2 separate regions of the Homo sapiens genome follow, and region 1 is linked to region 2. The links are chromatin loops, found by intact Hi-C in ENCODE. Cell type or tissue: tibial artery. All regions are shown on one strand. Links, peaks and the distances in the headings refer to the core of each region. The heading gives the core; the rest is flanking DNA. Region 1 holds the start of CALML3 (calmodulin like 3). Region 2 has its middle 37 kb from the start of CALML5.

What was found. A loop is a pair of places that touch in the nucleus more often than their neighbours do. Peaks named below come from ENCODE experiments on the same cell type or tissue, not always from the same donor. Only the 100,000 strongest peaks of a DNase experiment are listed, where the experiment ranks them.
Region 1: it touches region 2 in a loop (3-fold over the local background); 8 of 110 quality-filtered maps call a loop at or near these places.

The regions. Positions count from the first base shown.
Region 1 is chr10:5,522,602-5,527,968 of GRCh38, reverse strand. It overlaps CALML3 (calmodulin like 3), which reads right to left and starts at 3,008. Exons shown (of 1, transcript NM_005185.4): 1 at 1,198-3,008. The coding sequence starts at 2,883. The coding sequence ends at 2,434. It overlaps CALML3-AS1 (CALML3 antisense RNA 1), which reads left to right and starts at 1,723. Exons shown (of 3, transcript NR_120497.1): 1 at 1,723-1,836. RefSeq lists enhancers at 1,303-2,003, 2,004-2,703. In tibial artery, for the core only: no CTCF peak of the experiment used is centred there; DNase peaks (open chromatin) are centred at 2,828 and 3,748.
Region 2 is chr10:5,459,874-5,465,240 of GRCh38, reverse strand. No RefSeq gene overlaps it. Among named protein-coding and RNA genes, the nearest start is that of CALML5, 37 kb to the left of the region's middle. In tibial artery, for the core only: no CTCF peak of the experiment used is centred there; a DNase peak (open chromatin) is centred at 2,740; H3K27ac peaks cover 2,403 bases.

The sequences.
Region 1 (5,367 bases), core at 267-5,266, 63 kb before region 2:
GCTGGGAGGAAGACAAATAAAGACACTGGCGTGCCCTCCTGGCCCAGGCATTGGCAGTGCGTAGGTCCCAACCCTTGTAAGAGCCTCAAGCCTGCACCTGGGAAGAAGGGGCTTAGATGTCAAACCTCAGCCACGTGTATGACAGTGACTACAAAGATGCCCTGTGCAGGGAGACCTTGGTTTCTCTCCTTCCTGCAGAATTTAGGAGACATTCTACAAAAGGTACTCAGGCCTGATGTACTATTCCTTTTGCCTGGCGGTCAGCAGCCATGTGGGGGCTTCTGCCTGCCCCTCCTGCTCACAGCCCCCCACCCCCTGGGGTGCTGCTGCCCAATGAACTCTAGACACTCTGTCCATGTGTTTATGAGGCTTGTTCCCAAATCTTCCCCAGGACGTGTCCAATCAACCCCGACTCCTGAGAGTGGCAGGGAGGGGTGGGGATTTGCTCAGCAAGCTGAGCCTTAGCTTGCCCTCTGCTTCTGTTCCCCTGACAGGAGTACCTGCAGTTACACCGGCCCTGGGCCAGTGCTCACCTGACACCCCACCATCCAGCATCCCCTCAGGAATCCAGCCCCAGAGCACCTGCTTCTGCCCCTTTCTGCTCTTGTCTTGTTCTCGAGCTATGGAGAGGGGTGACTACCCTGGACAGTCTTGCAGTATTAGAGCAGGAAGGGATCTTGAAGGTGATGGTAACAGTAGCTGCCATTATTAAGCACCTACTACATGCCAGGTGTGTTAAGAATGTTGTTCTGGCTCCTCACAAGTGCTGGAGAGAGGCGCTACCGTAGTTACCATGATGGAGGCACAGGTTGGTGTCAGACCTGTAGCTGAGTGGTCAGGGCACAGACCTGACTGAAATCCCAGGTCTGCCTCTTACCCACTGGTGGGACCCAGGGCTGCTTTCTAAAGCCCTCTGTGTCTCCACTTCCTCGTTTGTAAGATGAGGAAGGTAATAATAGTGGCTGCCCCATAGGGAGGTGCCAATTGTCTATGCAGGCCAAGTGCTTGATGGTGCCCTGAGCCCAAGCAGGTGGCATGAGGGTCCTGTCATCCTGGAGGTCCCAGTGGTGCAGTGATGATGGCAAGGCCGGGGCTGGGGCCCAGCTCTTTGTTTTACAAAGGAGGAAACACTGGGTGTTGGTGGGCGGGGGTGGGGTGTCAGGGAGAGAGGATACATCCACCATGGCCTTTTCTGATGAGCTCCGTCTAGTGCCCATCCCGCAAAACATACCTCCCTTTAGAATTGAAGGGATCTCTGGCAGGGCCCCTTCGACCTTCTCTAGGTGTTGCCAGCAGCTTGCAGGGCTAGTGCAGGACTAACGGCTCTGAATTGCTCTTACACTGTGTGTGCCCAACTGCCCCCCAACCCCTCACCATCTCTAGTGCCTGGCACTTCACAACCAGGGAGCACTTGCCAGGGGGAATCAAAGCAATCAGCAGGTCCCTTCTCAACGTAATGGACTCAGGTCTTTCAAGTCCTGATGGACTTTTAACCACTCTTTGCTGCCAGCGTATCCATTTGATTGAGAATATTCAATATTTCCCTCATCCAGACTTGTCTCTCTCTGAGGCACCTTTCCCGCTCCCCCGTATAGGAATTCATTGCATTTTCAAAAAGCACAAAAATGGAGATTCCTGCCTCGTTTCAACCCTGAATTTAACAAGGATCATTTCCATGGAAACCAAAAAAAAAAAGGAAATGAAATAAGGACGAATATCTCATTTATTTCCCTGCAGCTCTCATCCCCTGCTCATCCAAGCCTCCCTCCTTCCAGATGAATAGGAACAGGTTACAGCTGACCCAGTTTCACTCCCAGCTTCAGAAGATGAATCACGGTGGGTTGGCGGACAAGGAATGGGGCAAGCTGGGGCAGCGCGGAAGGCAGTGCTGTTTTCAGGAGGCCTGACCTCTGTGGCCAGAGTCCCCGTCAGCACCGCTTACTGCAGGCCAAGATGCCTCCCACCCTCCAGAATCCGACCGCGGAGGGAGCTTCCAGTCCAGGAGCCTGCGGGAATCCTGGCGGGGGCTGAGGGCTGCAGCCCCCCTGGCCTGGGCATTGGGTGCCTCTTAGGGATCTTGCCTGGGTGCCCTAAGGGGTCACCCGGTGTCCGTCCTGGAGGGCCGCAGAGTCAGCGCAACCTGCCCTGGTGCTCGGTCCTAAGGTCAGCTCTGCTTCTCCCGAGTGGGGAGGGCGTCACGGTTTGCCTGCAGTGGGAGCGTTCCGTGTCATTCAGACGAGCAGGTGGGAAGGTCGGCAGGAGTGCAGAGAAGAGACGCGGGAAGCGGGATGCAGAGAGGTGGGCTGAATCAACCAGGCGCAGGAGGAAGCCACAGTGCCCAGGGGAGGCAGGGGGATGGGGGAGGAGGCGGGAGGCCCCGGGTTCTTGCCCTGTGGGCCGCGTGGGCGCCCAGGAGCATGGTGGGCGCCGGCCTCACTTGGACACCAGCACACGGACAAACTCCTCGTAGTTCACCTGTCCGTCTCCGTCCGTGTCCGCGGCCCGGATCATCTCGTCCACCTCCTCGTCACTCAGCTTCTCCCCCAGCCGGGTCATGACGTGTCGCAGCTCGGCGGCGCTGACGAAGCCGTTGCCGTCCTTGTCGAACACGCGGAAGGCCTCGCGGATCTCCTCCTCGTTGTCCGTGTCCTTCATCTTCCTGGCCATCATGCCCAGGAACTCGGGGAAGTCCACGGTGCCGTTGCCGTCCCGGTCGATCTCACTCATCATGTCCCGCAGCTCGGCCTCCGTGGGGTTCTGGCCCAGGGACCGCATGACCGTGCCCAGCTCGCGGGTGGTGATGCAGCCGTCCCCATCCTTGTCAAACAGGGAGAAGGCCTCCTTGAATTCTGTGACCTGCTCCTCAGTCAGCTGGTCGGCCATGCCAGGGGTGGGGGCGTGGGTGGCAGAAGAGGCCACTGTGGGGTCTCCCTCCCAGTGCCGCAGCCCGGCTGCTGTCCCAGCTCTGGGGTGGCAGGTGGAGATCCGGGCGGCCGGCGGGCTGTCTCGCCCTGGCTTGAGACGCTGGAGCTTAAGAAGCAGCAGAGTCCTCCCCCATCATTGGCAGACGCCCCTGCCCTGCGGTTGCCCGGGCCTGTCCTGTTTAGACAGGAGTCCAGGGCCTGCGAATCGAGCTGACGCCAGCACCTCTGTGCCTGCTTGCACCTGGACCCAGCAGAGCCACGGGGGCCCCGAATCACACCTGCAGTCAGGGCGTGGTGGGTGAGCTTTGGAGCAATCCACGCTGGACTCCTTCCTCCTGAATTTCCCTTTCTCTCCTCCCTCCCCGTCTCCCACCTGCCGCCTGTCTCCCACTCAATAAACTCCAGTGCCCTTTCTTCCCTTGAGTGGAGGGCTTTTTGCAGGATGAAAGGCAGATGAAAGAAACGTCCTTGCCTTTGGTTTCTAAAGCCTCATATAGAACAGGAGGGTTTTTGGAGGAGGAAGGTTTTCCCTTCAGGTAGAAGCAGCGAGTTTTCTTATCTTCAGAATGGACATGAATAGGGAGGGGTTTCCTCCAACCCATTCACTCATCCACCCTTTCACAGATATTTGAGTGCCTACTAGGTGCAGTGTCACTCTGGAAGCTGGGAACACAGTGGGACCGGCAAGCCACCCCCAGTCCTCGTGAGGTTAACTAGCAAGACAGCTAGTTTGCAGGTCAACTGATCGAGGAATGCAAACAAGGTGACTAGGGATTATTGATAAATGCTGATGGACATACAAGGTGGTGATGGACAGGACCCCGAGGTCACCTTTCAGCCTGGTCAAGGACAGACCTCCTGCTGAGAAGCAGCTGTCTAGGCCGGAGTGGCCATGGCAGGGCCAAGGGCTGGAAGATGATCAGTGGGGCTGCAGGCCTGTGAGGGAGGGGACAAGGAGGAGAGACAAAGGAGACCTTGAAGGGCTCAGCCAGGAAGTCCCACTATCATTCTCTGGTCCACATTGCCCCAGGAGCTCCGGGCAGCATGGAGCTGGGGCTGTGGAGCGGCCTCTCCCAGAGGAGACCCGCTTAGGGGGATAGTGGGGTGTTCACAGCACAGACTCGGCTCCCACTCCCAGGGGGCCTGGAGACATGACCCCCAGAGAGGCAGGAGCAGGCGCTTCACCTGTGGGAATCCAAGAAATCCACACTGGGGGAGAAACATGGAGCCCACTCTATTTTTTGCTGGGTGTGTGGGGGTGGGGTAGAGACCGGAAAGGGAAAGAAAGTGTCCTTTTGAGGACCTGGACTTGCCGAGGAGAGACTATGGCAGGAGAAGGGCTCGGATATTCATTTTTTTTCTCTCTGATTTTCCTTCCCTTCTCTATTCAAGTAGAGGCAAGTGTGTCCTTCTGGTCTGGAGGGGGTCTGTGGTAGGGGGAAAATTGAAGCCACCTGCAAGACACCTTCCTTCCTACCTGAGGGCTCCCACAAAGCCTGTGTCCTGAGGGTTTGGGCAGGAGGAAGCAGGAAGGTTGAAGAATCCCTCCATCCCCATGGAATCTTTTCCTTAGAAGAGAAGTTTGTGGACCCCAGAGCAGCAGGGCTCAGGGATGTGGTGGCCACAGGCAGCCTTGGCAAAGAGCCCTGGGGCCCAGGGGTGGCGTGGAGGGAACGAGGTGATGGGCATCTTGGAAGCCACGTGTGTGGGTGACACTTTGGTGACCAGATCCCACCCTCCCCTCCTTTCTCACCCCAGAATATTCGGCCTTGCCTGAGACCTCACACCCCAACAGCTCTAGGGGAGTGGGGAGATGGGCTGGCCAGGACTCCCTGGGGTAGGAGAGGGGCTGATAATAAAGTTTAGATTTAGAGAGAAAAATGAGGCAGCATCTCCATTTGCAGGCTGGGAGCATGCCCTGGGCCCAGGTTACAGCTCTGTCCACAGGGGGCTGCGCAAGAAAGAGTGTGTGCTTTGCTCCTGGGAGCCCCGCCCTTCCTCGAATATTCTGGAGATCTCTTTTGTGGTGGGGAGACCCAGCAAAGGCTGCACACACAGCTTGCTCAAGGTCACCCCATGAAAAGTTCAGCTGGGGATCAAGGTCCCTTTTTTATTTTGGGGTTTTTTGGGGGCTAATTCTGGGACATGGGGACCTTCTGTCACCTTCTGAGAAGGGCTCTTGATTGTACACTGGTGCCTGATGCCTGAGTGTTAGAATTCATATCCCAAACGCACTTTAAAAATATTTAAATATCTCCGCTCTAGATCACCCGAATACCCAAAAATAGCAGGTTAGTAACAAATACCTGAAATTTCCTCCACACCATGAAATAATACACAGCCTTTAAAATGAGGATGAGGATATAACAATGGAAAGGTTTCCATGGAAAATTTTTAAAAAGCAGATAGAAAACTGTATATGTGATATGATTTCATGTATTAA
Region 2 (5,367 bases), core at 181-5,180:
TTGTCTGGGGAGGGCTGCTCTCTTGTTTTCCAAGATGGTGCCTTGTTGCTGCGTCCTCTGGGGGAGGTGGACACTTTGTCCTCACATGGCAGAAGAAATGGAAAGGAAAGAACCTTCTCACTCTCCCCAGCCTTTTTATAAGGGCTCTAATCCCACCTGTGAGGGCTCTGGCCTCATCACTTAATCACCTCCTAAAGGCCCCACTTCTTACTACTATCACATTGACCATTAAGTTTCAACATACAAATTTTCATGGACACATTCAGACCATACGTAGCACCTGCTGAAGAACATCTTGGTTCCTTCCAAGTTTTGGCAAGTATGAATAAAGCTGCTATAAACATCTGTGTGCAGGTTTCTGTGTGGATATAAGTTTTCAACTCAATTGGGCAAATACCAAGGAGCAAGATTGCTGGATTGCAGGGTAAGAGCATGTTTAGTTTTTTAAAGAAGCTGCCAAACTGGCTTCCATTTTGCATTCCTACCAGCAGTGAATGAGCGTTCCTGTTGTTCCACATCCTTGCCAGCAGCTGATGTTGTCAGTGTTTTGGAACTTGACATTCTAATTGGTGTGAAGCGCGATCTCATTGTCGTTTTAATTTGCAATTCCCTAATGACATATGATGTAGAACATCTTTTCATTTGCCTATTTGCCATCCGTATATCTTCTTCTTTTTTTTTTTTTGGTTTGTTTTGAGACAGAGTTTCACTTTGTCACCTAGGTTAGAGAGCAGTAGTGCAGTCTCAGCTCACTGCAACCCGTGCCTCAGCCTTCCAAGTAGCTGGGATTAGAGGCCTGTGCCACCATGCCTGGCTAATTTTTGTATTTTTAGCAAAGAAGGGGTTTCATCATGTTGGCCAGGCTGGTCTCAAACTCCTGGCCTCAAGTGATCCACCGCCTTGGCCTCCCAAAGTATTGGGATTACAGGCGTGAGCCACTGCGCCAAGCCTGTATATCTTCTTTGGTGAGATGTCTGTTCAGGTCTTTTGTGAGTTTTTTAATTGGGTCATTTTCTTATTGTTGAGTTTTAAGAGTTCTTTGCATATTGTGGATAACTGCCCTTCATCTGGTGTGTCTTTTGCAAATATTTTCTTATAATCCGTGGCTTGTGTTCTCATTCTCTTGAAGTAACTTCTTTTTCATACTTTCCTGAATTTTCCTAATTTTCCATGATAAAAATGTATAATTTTAGCATCAGAAGAAATATGTTTAAAGCTCTAATATTTTACTAAATCGATATTTTATCATTATCTAATTTTTGCTTTAGAAAGATCATTTGGCTGCTATATGGAGGATGGATTGAAGAATGGTGAGAGTTTGGGGACCCGTGAAAGGCTAATGCTGTACTTCAGGCAAGAGCTTTCTGCAGCTAATAGTGTTTGGAACAATGAAGGCAGTGGGAAGTGGTAGAATTCTGAATGCATCACGGAGCTGACACAGCCTATGGATGGAGTGGTCAGGGAGCATGAGTAAAGTAGAGGAATCAAGAATGGGTGGAGAGTGGCGCCGTTTACTAAGATGTGGAAGACTGGGGGTGCAGAGGATTCAGGATGGAAAAGCTAGAGTCCTCTCGGGTTCTGTTAAGCATGAAGCACATCAGACTTGAAGAGGACATGTCAAGTAGGATCTGGGTAGCAAGTCAGGAGCTCAGAGGGGTGGTCAGAACTGGAGATGTAAATCTGGAAGTTGTCAGGTGTTGGTGGTTAAAGCCATGGGATGGATCAAACTCCCCAGTAGATAAAACAAGATGTCTGGGAACTAAGCCATGGCTTTCCAACATTTACAGGTCTGGAAGAACAGAGGTCCAAAGGGAGAAGAGGCGAGGGCGGTAGGAGATGAGGAGAGTGTGCTGGTACCCAAGAGCGGAGGAGGTGTTCCAGGTGCTGCCGAGGTTGAATCTGATGAATTACTCCTGGAAGCTGCCGGCTGCTGGAGATGGGAGCTGGGGTTGAGGGTGGCTTAGAGGAAGGTGGGGGTGGGGGTGGCCTAGAGAAAGCTGGGGAGTCAGCGTGCAAAGGGAGCAGGGACGTCTGGGCACGAGTGCAGTTGTGTGAGCTGATGATGGAGGGGGAAGGGGTGCAGGTTTAGGAGGCCGACCCTGGATACTGGTACTTGGGGGAGAATCGGAGGTGGGGAGCATGCATGGTAAAGAGCTGCTTTGCCCTGGGAGGGCACCACTGAGCCCAGCATTTAGAGCATGGCCTGGGAGTTTGGGGTAGGGTAGAATGGGGCAGGGGGACCACATCTCAGGCTGGAGGGAGGGCAGGCTGGACGGGAGAGGAAAAGCCGGTGCCTGGTGGGACAAGGTGAAGGAGGGAAGGAAGAACAACAAATACAGGGGCACTCAGATGCATTTAATCTCAGCTTTGCCACAAGCCAGCTGCCTGATCTTGGGCAATTCACTTGATGTTTGTAGATTTCAGGTTCCTCAGCTGGCAAAGGGGATCAGACTAAGTGATCCATGTGGGTTTCCAGGTCTAACTTGATAGATCTGTCCCTGCTTGTCCTGCCCAGTGAAAGAGGAAAACAAAAGGCTATCCCACCCGCCCCCAGCAGCAGCTGTTGAGCAATGTCGATTCTATGGGAGATTATCAGATTCCTCTGAATCTAGCTAATTTTGCCTTACTTTCCAGTCTACTCAACAGCAAACATTTCCAGGTATTGTAACGCTATCTCCTTTCTTAGAAGACGGTAATGCAGCTAGTGCACTGGCCGTTGGTGAAATTCTCAGGGCCAGGCTGGGTGGATTGCTTCCTGGGGGGCCGAGGAGCTTCCTCAGTGTCTTCTCATTGCCTCAGCTCACACGGAGTGTGGCAGCCACGTTTGTGTGGCAGAGAAAAAGGTGTTGGCAAAGGAAACAAATCATGGTAGAGAGATACAAGGAGGAGAGGAGAGGGAGGAAAGGGGCTGTATTAATGAAGCCAGAATCCAGATTAGCCTAATATGACTGCCAAGTTGTAATGGAGAGAACAGCAAGTGTGAAATTCAGGCAAAAGGTCTGCGTTTCTGTGAGACAGTAGATAGCAAATGCAGTATTTTGAAAAGCAAAGGCTGAGGGTTTGGCGAGAGTTAAGAGGCTGAGGAGCTGGAAGCATTATAGATAACTGGAATTCCACAAGTTCTTTTCTTCCTTTTCGTTTTTTAAAGCGGTGGTTTCTTCGCGTGTCGCCCAGGCTTAGTGTAGTGCTAGTCACAGGCAGGGTCATGGCTCACTGCAGCCTCAAACTCCTGGGCTCAAGCGATCCTCCCATCTCAAGTCTCCCGAGTAGCTGGGGCTACATGTGCCACCACACTTTCTTTTTAACTTCTGCTTTTTTAGTAAAGAATCTCCAATATACACACAAATGTGTGTAAAGAGTATGATGAATTTCCTGTGTGTCTGATCCAGCTTCAGTGATTCCCAACTTATGGCCAATCTTGTTTCATTTTTGTCCCAACCATTCTCCTGCCTCGTAATTTCAAAGAAAATCCCAATTGTCGTTCAATTTTACCCATAAACATTTCAGTAAATGCCTCTATGACTCTGATCACAGTGCTATTGTTAAACACGAAAATCTAACAGTAACTGCTTGACTTTAAACATACACTCAGTGCTGGATATTTTCTTATTTAAAAAGTTTGATTTAGCTCTAAATGAGGGCGATGCATTGCAATTGTCTCTTAGGTCATAGATTCCCCTCCATCTCTCCTTTTTCTGGTTTCTATTTCATTGAAGAAATTCTACTTGTCTTAGTTTCCTGGAGATCAGATTCATGTGTGACCTTGGCAGGCCTTAGCTGGGATGCGGGTCCCTCGGGAGTTAGTGGCTTGTGTGTTCTGTGCCTTTGATGATCCTTCAATGCATCAGGGCTATGAGATGGCGACACTACCATTCCTTCATTTATTAGCTGGGCTGCTGCTCCACAGACAATCTCCCCTTTGTTAGCTATTTGGTTGCTCTGATAGTCTGCAGATGAAATAGGAGGATAAATGCCTGATTCTTTTCCTTTATTTACAGTTTTCAAAGCCCTACATTCGTTCCCTGAGATACTCCAAAGGAAATCAAAGTTTTTATTTTGTGAAGAATCATTATGTAGCTATGGGCTTAAATGTGTCTGATGTTTCAATCCATGGTAGTTATTATCCTAATGAGCTCTAATTGTCTCAAGCACTTTTAAATTAATGCCCCACTCGTCATGAGACACCTGTGCGTCTCTGTACAGGACCGTGTCATTCCAGGCTTAGGAAAGGCACCTGCTTTCACTCAAGTCTGCATCCATCCGTCTCACAAGCAGCCCACCTTCTAAGAAAACAGGCACATTTCTTGACTGAACAGGTCTTAGAAGAGAGAAGTATTCTGAAGCTAAGGCTATGTGGTATCAGATTGAAAGTACTTTACAAAAGCATACTTGATACTTTTATATTATCCCAAAGAAACATATTCAGCACGGTCGAATGTGTCACAAGTGTGACTTAGCAGACCAGCGAGAAGTGTGAAAGGTTGATGTTTTTGACTCTTCTTTATATAACAAACGTGATGTCAGTGCACGGAGAACCCACAGGAACAAAGTGAATCCGTGTTCCCCGGCAGGTTCCCTGGAGTCCTGTCAGGACAGACAAGAGGATCTCAACTTGGCATCCACAGGGTGGTCTGGGGAATATCCCTGAAGTTCCAAAGTCATGTGGATGTGGATGTACATACATTTTCCTGGGGAGAGGGTCCTGGCTGTCATTAGAACCTCAAATATGCATGCTGTAAGCGTAAGTACCACTGGACTCGAATAACCGTCCCTCCGGGAGAAGTCTTTGGTCTTGCAGTTGGTCCTGGGGATTGCTGAGTGCAGACAAAATGAAAACTTCTCTGGGTCTAGGGAGATTTATTCTTGAGGACATTCCTCGCACCGGAGTTAGATTCCGTGGACAAAGGGGTATTACTCTTTCATCAGTGTTCTCTCATGCCAATTTTAGAAAGCCCATTTGGGCTGGGCACAATGGCTCATGCCTGTAATCTCAGCACTTTGGGAGGCAGAGGTGGGCTTATCACCTAAGGTCAGGAGTTCAAGACCAGCCTGGCCAACATGGTGAAACCCTGTCTCTACTGAAAATACAAAATTACCCAGGCGTGGTGGCACGTGTCTGTAATTTCAGCTACTTGGGAGGCTGAGGCAGGAGCATCAGTTGAACCCAGGAGGCAGAGGTTGCAGTGAGCTGAGTTTGCGCCATTGCACTGCAGCCTGGTAAACAAAAGCAAAACTCCATCTCAAAAAAAAAAAAAAAAGAAGAAAAAAGCCCATTTGAAGGCTGAGATATCATCTACTTTGAACCCCTAGGACTCCTAAGTGTATACTTCTTAGCCAGTTTCAGCTCTAGCGACAGGCAGGAATTTC